Linked DNA regions of Homo sapiens: all the other regions are linked to region 2. A link is a contact called in ENCODE Hi-C or POLR2A ChIA-PET data. All regions are on one chromosome and are shown on one strand. The core of a region is the stretch at or near the end of the contact, and the rest is flanking DNA. Distances in the headings are between cores, read along the strand shown.

The links. Hi-C counts contacts between places; a loop is a spot of excess contacts on that map. ChIA-PET counts read pairs that join two places held with the same protein, here RNA polymerase II (POLR2A). Pooled maps may share reads with other maps.
Region 1: a pooled map shows a loop between it and region 2 (18-fold over the local background). The contact joins the promoter of SPIRE1 here to the promoter of IMPA2 in region 2. A Hi-C loop is called at or near these places in 1 of 37 single-sample maps with no recorded cell type and 10 of 50 pooled maps. POLR2A ChIA-PET finds 5 or more read pairs at or near these places in 1 of 52 experiments (activated naive CD8-positive, alpha-beta T cell).
Region 3: a map of gastrocnemius medialis shows a loop between it and region 2 (7-fold over the local background). The contact joins the enhancer-like site here to the promoter of IMPA2 in region 2. A Hi-C loop is called at or near these places in 1 of 168 maps with a recorded cell type or tissue (gastrocnemius medialis). POLR2A ChIA-PET finds 5 or more read pairs at or near these places in 1 of 52 experiments (PC-9).

Annotation. Positions count from the first base shown.
Region 1 is chr18:12,656,828-12,659,527 of GRCh38, reverse strand. SPIRE1 (spire type actin nucleation factor 1) reads left to right here and starts at 1,421. Exons shown (of 17, transcript NM_001128626.2): 1 at 1,421-1,998. The coding sequence starts at 1,662. It also overlaps a transcript of PSMG2 not described here. RefSeq lists silencers at 962-1,111, 1,162-1,231, 1,234-1,402, 1,272-1,691, 1,882-2,001.
Region 2 is chr18:11,980,242-11,982,941 of GRCh38, reverse strand. It overlaps IMPA2 (inositol monophosphatase 2), which reads right to left and starts at 1,435. Exons shown (of 8, transcript NM_014214.3): 1 at 1,177-1,435. The coding sequence starts at 1,272. RefSeq lists silencers at 898-2,377, 2,218-2,512.
Region 3 is chr18:11,365,298-11,367,997 of GRCh38, reverse strand. It overlaps LOC107985173 (a long non-coding RNA gene), which reads left to right. Exons shown (of 3, transcript XR_007066289.1): 3 at 551-893. Among named protein-coding and RNA genes, the nearest start is that of LINC01928, 88 kb to the left of the region's middle. Within about 2 kb of position 1,291, at least 2 of the 41 ENCODE cell types and tissues checked have a DNase peak (open chromatin) inside an H3K27ac peak, as active enhancers do; they include gastrocnemius medialis, where a contact is called at or near this core.

The DNA.
Region 1 (2,700 bases), core at 172-2,671, 680 kb before region 2:
CGGCTAATTTTCTTTGTATTTTTAGTAGAGACAGGGTTTCCCCATGTTGGCCAGGCTGGTCTCGAACTCCTGACCTCAGTGATCTGCCCGCCTCAGCCTCCCAAAGTGCTGGGATTACAGGCCTAAGCCACTGCGCACGGCCCTCTTTCAATTTCTTAATTTTCCTTTTCGTCCTGTTGCTTTTCTCCCTCCTCCCCATTCCCAGCTGTATGTAAGATGGTATCTCATTTTAATAGACTGTTGTTATTTAAATAGACTGTTGTAGTTTCTACCGCAAGATGCAATTGTTGAGAGCGTGATTTCTAACATTTTACATAAAACTGCCGTAAAAGGTTTACTGGAACTTAATATACATTGCCTATTTGGTTGATGCTTTCAACACTCTGTAGGGCTTTCACACAGGACTAGCCTCAGTGGAATTTTATCGATTAAATTAATCTACCAATGGGTGATTAAGAATTATCTGTTTTATTGCATATTTAATAGGTTGGGGGGGCGGAATTCTTTCTTTCTACGGCTAATTGCCCTCAGTTCAATTTTACCACTGTGATATTCATTCCACATGCTCTGATGAGTGTGGTACTTGAGACATTACCTTAGTGAGGGAAGGGACCAATGTTACAAATGAATCCGGAAGGACGCTAAAACTAACACCTGCAAATTATGTACATGTTTATATTCCAGGCGCTGGTTTAGCTTTTGGGAGAAGTCAGTGAGGAAAACCCGTAAAGATCCCCGTCTTTACGGTGCTTACCCTGAAGATGGGAGTGGAGAGGGAGGTATTCAACCAGCAAGAAATCGGAAAACGCGCAGAGCGGCCGCGGGGTCACGGGAAACTGCCGGAGGCTTTCAGGGCCCAGGGCCCGGCGGGGAGGCTTCAGCGGGCCTGCATTTTCTTAGGCATCCGCTCCAGGCGGGTTCAAGTTTTCAACCAGACCTTCGGCGATCCAGCGCCTAGGGAACGTCAATGCGGGTGACTTCTCCCGCTGTGCAGGGCGGTGACCCGGGTTGGCGCGCCCAGTTCCCCGCCAGAGTCGGCCGGGGACTTCCCTGATAAATGCGACACCCTCTTGCCCCTGCGCCCCCCGACCGCGCGCCCGGCCCCGCGTGTCCCCCACGCCCCACAACCCTGCACGCCCTACCCGGCCGCGCATCCCCTCCGGACCGTGCGTCGCCGCCCTCACCATTGCGCCCCCAGCTGTGTGTCCCTTGCGACCGGGCCCCCCGACCGGGCGTCACCGCCTGCGACTCTGAGAGCCCTGCGGGCTAGAGACCGTGCGGCCATCTCGCCTCGAGGCGAGGCCCTCCTGCCTGGTCCTCACCTCCAGAGCGTGCATCCCCCGGCCCGTGCGGCCCCCTAAGGGGCGGGCGCTGGGCGGCGCTGGACGGCGCGAGGCGGGGCGGGGCGGGGCGGGGCGCCGGACGCCATCGCGTCGCTACCGGCCGGCGGCTGTCTGACCGGGACTGCAGCCGTGTCCTCGCCGCCCTCCTCTTGCCCACGCCTCCCGGGCACTCGCCTGGTCCCGGCGGCGGCGCGCGCGGCCGCGTTGGGCGGCGGCGGTTCCGGGGATGGTGAGGCGGCGGCGCGCGACGACGATGCTCCGGAGCTGAGGAGACGCCGGCACACGGCGCGACTGCCGAGCGCAGCGCCCACCCGCGGGATGGCTCAGGCGGCTGGCCCGGCGGGCGGCGGGGAGCCGCGGACTGAGGCAGTGGGCGGCGAGGGGCCGCGGGAGCCCGGGGCAGCCGGCGGCGCGGCCGGGGGCTCCCGGGACGCGCTGAGCCTGGAGGAGATCCTGCGGCTGTACAACCAGCCCATCAACGAGGAGCAGGCGTGGGCCGTGTGCTACCAGTGCTGCGGTTCCCTGCGCGCCGCCGCCCGCCGCCGCCAGCCCCGCCACCGTGTGCGCTCGGCCGCGCAGATCCGCGTCTGGAGGGACGGCGCCGTCACCCTGGCGCCCGCGGCCGACGACGCGGGAGAGCCGCCCCCAGTTGCGGGTGAGGCCGCCGGGCCCCTTTCCCTCGTAGTTCTTGGAACACCCGCGGCTGGGCCGCCTTACCCTCAGCGTCCCCGGCCCTTCCGCCCCCGCCGTCCCCCCCCATTTTGCCACGGGAGACCCCCGGGAGGATCCGGCGGGGACCCGCAGGGGAGGACGGCGTCAGGCCGTGGCTGGCCGGGGCCCCTCGGAGGTCAGAGCCTCGTGGCGGGCGACGGCGCAAATCCGCTGTGCGGAGGACGTTTGGGTGGGCCTGGGCCTGCGGGCCGCGGGGCGCTCGTCATTGTGCTGCCCGCGGGACAGCTGCCCGCGGCGCGTTTGGGAGCGGTGGGCTGGGCCCTGCTCCGGGCCAGCGGCCTGTGCGCCTCACGCCGTGGCTGCTGACACACGGCCGGGTTCACGGGGTGGGGAGGGCATCGCAGGCTTCACGCGGGGGCTCCGCACGGATCCTCAGTGCCGCTGTCGGAAACACCGCACTCCTCACGGGAAACTAGCAGTATTCCACATTAGACAGCCTTTCCTCGGTTCGGAAATGTAAAGATGATTCTGAACCGTGAGAATTCTGCTCTTTGGGGAGAAATGGAAAAATAGACTAAATAGTGATTTTTGGCTCCTGGACGTTAGAAAATACTGATTGCATTCCTGTATGTGAAAATTTGTTGTGATGAAAAACAGGCTTGTAAAGTGAAAAGTTGACAGGATG
Region 2 (2,700 bases), core at 186-2,685:
TCAACATCTAGGGAAACTGGTAGAGCATTTTCGGACTGTCAGACCTCAAAAAAGAAAACAAATGTTTGAATATAAAAGGCCAATCTGCTCTCAGCACACCTCCTGTCTCTAAAATCCCCGAAAACAATCACTTTTTTTTTTTTTTTTTGAGACGGAGTTTTGTTCTTGTTGCCCAGGCTGGTGTGCAATGGCGCGATCTCAGCTCACTGCAACCTTCGCCTCCCAGGTTCAAGTGATTCTCCTGCCTCAGCCTCCCAAATAGCTGGAACTAAGGCACGCGCCACCATGCCCAGCTAATTTTGTATTTTCAGTAGAGACGGGGTTTCACCATGTTGGTCAGGCTGGTCTCGAACTCCTGACCTCAAGTGGTCCACCCGCCTCGGCCTCCCAAAGTGCTGGGATTACAGGCGTGAGCCACTGCGCCCGGCCCACAATCACATCCTAAGAGACAAACATGGAGTAAGCCATCTTACAGTCCTGGGAGAACCAACACTCGCTTGCCTACCACTACCGTCGGTGTGTCAGGCACTGCTAAAGGTACTGAGGAAAGTGGAAGGAACAATCACAAAAATGAAAAAGAGAAGAGAGGAACTGCACTCCATTTTAAACTCTGCTCGCTGGTTTTCGGTAGCTCTGCGGCTCGGTTTTCATCCTTCCGGGCAGTGTAACAAGTTCCTCCTGAACTCTGAGTCCGTGGCCGTCGCGGAGCTGAGCCACTTTCAGGGTGTGGGTCAGAGTAAGTTTGGGTTGAGGATGCTGCAGCCAGGACAATCAAACGGCAGCCCAGCCAGATCCCCACGCGGCTGGGGCTTAGCCCCGGGCTTCCTACCGCGAGCTGAATCCGTTCATAGGTCCTTAAAAATCAACAGCCCCGTACGCTACCCCTGGAGAGATTTCTACATTCTGACCACTCACTCAAACGCAAAGGTCACGTTAGCCGCTGAACTCCAAAGCAGAGGGGCTCGCCGCCAGGGCTCCGGGAGTTGGAGAAGGGCGCGGGAGGTGTGTCCAGGACACCAGCACAAAGGCTCCTTTCACCGCTCCGCGCCCCGCGCCCTCGGGTGCGGACCCTGGGCGCCCGCCGGCTGCGCGCCAGGACCCCGCCACTCCAGGCGGCTCCCAAGGCCCACGCGCTTCTGCTCCGCCCGGACTTCCGAGCCCAGCCGTGGCGCTCACCTGTCCTGCCCGCAGCGCCAGCTGCACGGCCGCCTGGAAGCACTCCTCCCAGGGGCCGGCCGCCAGCGCCGCCTGGTCCTCGCCGCTCGGCTTCATCGCGGCCTCGCCGGGCCCCTCCACCTCCAGCCCCCCTCGGCGGGACTCCGGCTCCCACCGGATCCCGCCGTCCCGCCGCCAGGCTCCACACTCCCTGTGCCTGCTCCCGCAGCTCTGTGCCTAGTCCGCCGCCCGTCCCACACCTGCGCTGGCGGGAAGGGCAGCCAGCGGGCCGCGGGAGCCGTGCGTCCTGCTTTCCGCTCCCCACCCTCCGCCCCGCCCCGTGCCGAGCCCAGCCCAGCTCCCCGCCCCGCTCCCCGCCCAGCTCCCTGCTCCCGCGTCCGGCCCCGCTCTGCATTCCCCACCTCGCCCCTCGCAGAGCTCGGCCCCGCCCATTCCCCCCTCTTCCCCGCCCCTTGACGCTCCCGGCCCCGCCCCGCACCCGTTGCTGCTCCTGGCCTCTTCCCGCGCCGTGCCCGGCCCCGTCCTGCACCGCCCCTCCCGCTCCCGGCTGCGCCCCGTACCTGGCCCCGCCCCTCTGGGCTAGCCCTGAACACAAATCAGTGCCGAGCCTGGTCCCTCTCCGCTCCGCGCTTTACCTCCAGCCCCGCCCCTGTGGTGCAGCATCACCCTCCCCGCTCGAGGCGGACCCAACCCTGCTCCGCCGTGCCCCGTCCCGCAGCGCGCAGAGCGGGCTCCAACTCCTCTGAGCCTCGAGCCCCGCCTCCCTCAAGTTGAGCCGGGCCCGTGTCCAAGCCCCGCCCCACCGCCGCGCGCTGAGACAGGCCCCACCCCCGGCTCGTGCAGAACTCCGTACTGTTCTGGGTCAAGCGCGCGGAGGGCGGCTTGGGCCACCGCAGAGCTGGGAGGGAGGAGCTAGGAGCGGCTGTTTTGGGGGCCCGGGGCAGCTACTGTCTGGGTGGGACCGTGCGGTGCCGGCCCAGCCCCGGAGGTGCCGGGGAGCGTCCCGTCCGCGGATCCCCGCGCACGTGGTGCCGGGCGTCCCTTCATGGTCTGTGGCCGGATTCGGGCTCGAGCGCCAGGGGCGGCTGGGCCAGCACCTTCCGACCGGTCGCTTTTTGTTCGCGGAGGCCGCTGGGCGCTAGGCGTCGTTCTCGGCCTCGCAGGAGCTCAGACCGCCGAGCGCACAAGGCCGCAGTGTTCCTGCAAGCGGCCGCCCCGCGCGGCAAGTTTGGTCGCAAACAAGCTCTCCCTCCGCTAACCCCAAACACTGCGAGGACAGCGGCTGGACTTTATAAACTCTTCACACCCAAAACTCGAATTTGGAGACGGAACTGTGATTGCGATGAGCCTCTGTAGTGAGGAATGACCTTTCCAACCTTGGATTCTCTTGCTGGCCCATGTAAACATAAATAGGAGGCATTTCCCGAAAGAGTGGCCGCGTGGTTTCCAAGGTTAATTTCATAAGCCGCTCTGCCTGCCCGTTTTATAAAAGATGCTAACCCACGTAAAATTATTCTGGAGTGC
Region 3 (2,700 bases), core at 42-2,541, 610 kb after region 2:
GCCTCAGCCTCCCAAGTCGATGGGATTATAGGCACACGCCACCACGTCCAGCTAATGTTTTGTATTTTTTTTTTTTTAGTAGAGGTGGGGTTTCACCATGTTGGCCAAGCTGGTCTTGAACTCCTGACCTCAGGTGATCCAACCGCCTTGGTCTCCCAAAGTGCTGGGATTACAGGCGTGAGCCACCGTGGCTGGCTGACCTTTGTTATAGATTAGCTGCCTCTTTTGTTGTCCTGTACCTAACTCAGACCAGATGGTACAAAAGGTCCCATGACTGTTACATCTTCAGTGTGGAATGTTCAATATACCTTTCCCAAAAGAAAAAGACCACCTCAACCAATCAGATCATTGTAACCAGGCATTAAGCCTGGCTTAGAAAGATGTTGAAATTCTGTTAAACTTCCCTAGACCTTGTCTGTATAAATGACTCCAAACTTTGGAACACTGAGTTCTATTCTTTGGAATCTGTGCTTCCCAGGTGGCTGTCCTTAAGCTTTGTGTTCCAATAAATTCTACATTTGATTATATTTTCTGAATATTATTATTTAAGGTTGATGCAGGAAACAGATGGAGGGGCAGAAGTTGATACTCATCTCATTAGATCCAAAGAAGCCAAATGGTGGCCATCACCTGTGACATGAAGAGGGTATATTTTATGGAACTGGACAGCTTTCAGAATCACAAGCAACCTCTTCAAAATGTGATCTACTGAAACGTGCTTGAAAGAGAGAATAGGAGTGAGGCGGGCAAAGGAAGCAGAAGCCATTGTGAACTGCCCTAGAGAAACCTTGGGCATCTTTTTGTTGGGCAAAGTGGTAGAGGCTGAAACGGGGAATAGCATGTAACATTTTATTTGACTGAAATAAACAGCTGTTTGTTTTTTTTTTCTTTCATATGTAAGATAGACAAAAGGTGTTTGACAGATAAGGATTGGGGCAATGTTGGTATGAGTTCAGCTTTTTAGTTTGTTCTTTAAAAGTGGCCATCAAGATGTGGGTGTAAGGTATTTCACAGTGATTTGCATTCATTCTCATTGCTGTCACCATCAAGGCCCAGTTACTCAATATCCAAGTTTGTTTTTGTTGTAATTCAAACAAAATAAATACAAGTAGCAGGGCTTTCCATCCTTCCTGGGAATATTGTGTGGGTGCATCTCAGTGAATGCCAACTGCTTTCAAATAAAATGTGCCATCTGAAGGAGCACAGTTTCCACTCCAGACCTGCATGTACAAGACGCAAAACAAGGCACTAGCTGGCTTAGGGGAGTCATGCCTGAGAGAACGAGTTGTATATAAAACTCTGCTGAGGCTGAAAATAGCACAGATATGAAAGACAGAAGCAAAAGATATCGGGTGTCCTAAAGTGCCAGATGCCCAGGTCACTTAAAAGTGGATGACTCAGAGTCACACAGAGTAGCAGCATGCTGGGATCTTTGAGGAAAGCTGACCAACCACAGAGAAGGAAAGGCAAAGTGATTCCGCAGAGAATTGAACCAAATACAAATTTGCCTTTGTTTTTCATCCCACAGAATTTCCTCTTCACCCATGAGGTTTATAGCTATTTTCACATGACCATCCACTGAAAGGAAAATAAATCTGATCCTGTCCCATCTACTCGAAATGCCTTGTCCTTAGGCCACTCAGCTTGATCCTCGTAATAAAATCACATAGAATGGAATACATTTTAAGGCAAAAATGTGTATGGCTAATTAGGATATTTATGTATTGATAAGATAAAGATAGATGAGATGCTGGGAGAATAAAATAATTATAAATCTTACAACATCATGTCAAAGTATATGGTATATGGTCAAAGTATATGGTATAAAACTACAAAACTGCTAGAAAAAAATTACAAAATTATGAGAGAACTTGCACCTCTTTCAATCATGGGTAGAAAAGGCAGCAAAAAAGTTAATGGGAATTTAGAAGATTTAGGCAACATAATAATGTTGATTTGGTACATGTATAAGCCTGAAACTAACAGATGATATAAAACCTTATGGATGCCACTGAACTGTGAAATGTACACATAAAAATGCTTAACATAGCACATTTTATTATATATATCTATATATTTTATCACTGTAGGGGATAAAAAAATATTTTTTTCTCAGTGATTGCTAGGTTTATGCCTGAGGCCTCCCTAATAACGGAAAGATTAACAAGAGATAAACACACAAATTTGTTTAATAAAAGTTTCATTGGATATAGGAACCTTCACAAGAAAATGAAGATCCAAAGAAACAGGTAAACCTGTATGCTTTTACAGGTTTACAGGGTGGCCGGCGCCTGCCCTCAGAATGTTTGGAAACTAAGAAACATACATAAAATAATTCAAAAAAAATTTAAAAAAAAAGGGAAAAAAGGAAAAAGAAATCACAAGAAATATTAGAAAATATTTAGAAGAAAATGTAAATTCCAAGGGAATATTTGTGAAATATACATAAATCATTCAATAGAGGGAATTTTATAGCCTTAAAATACATGCACGAAGAAATAAATCTTTCCTGGATTTCTTTTATTCCTGCAAAATTCTGGTTCCCTGAACCACTGAAATGGATATAATATGAAGCTAGAGAATGTTTTCCTTTCCCCCCAAATATTTTACTTTTTGCACGTCTTGAGTATTAAACTGCGGTTATTTGTCTTCTTTTAGTTGGAACTAATTCCCTTCCATCTAAAGGAAAACAAAAGTGTT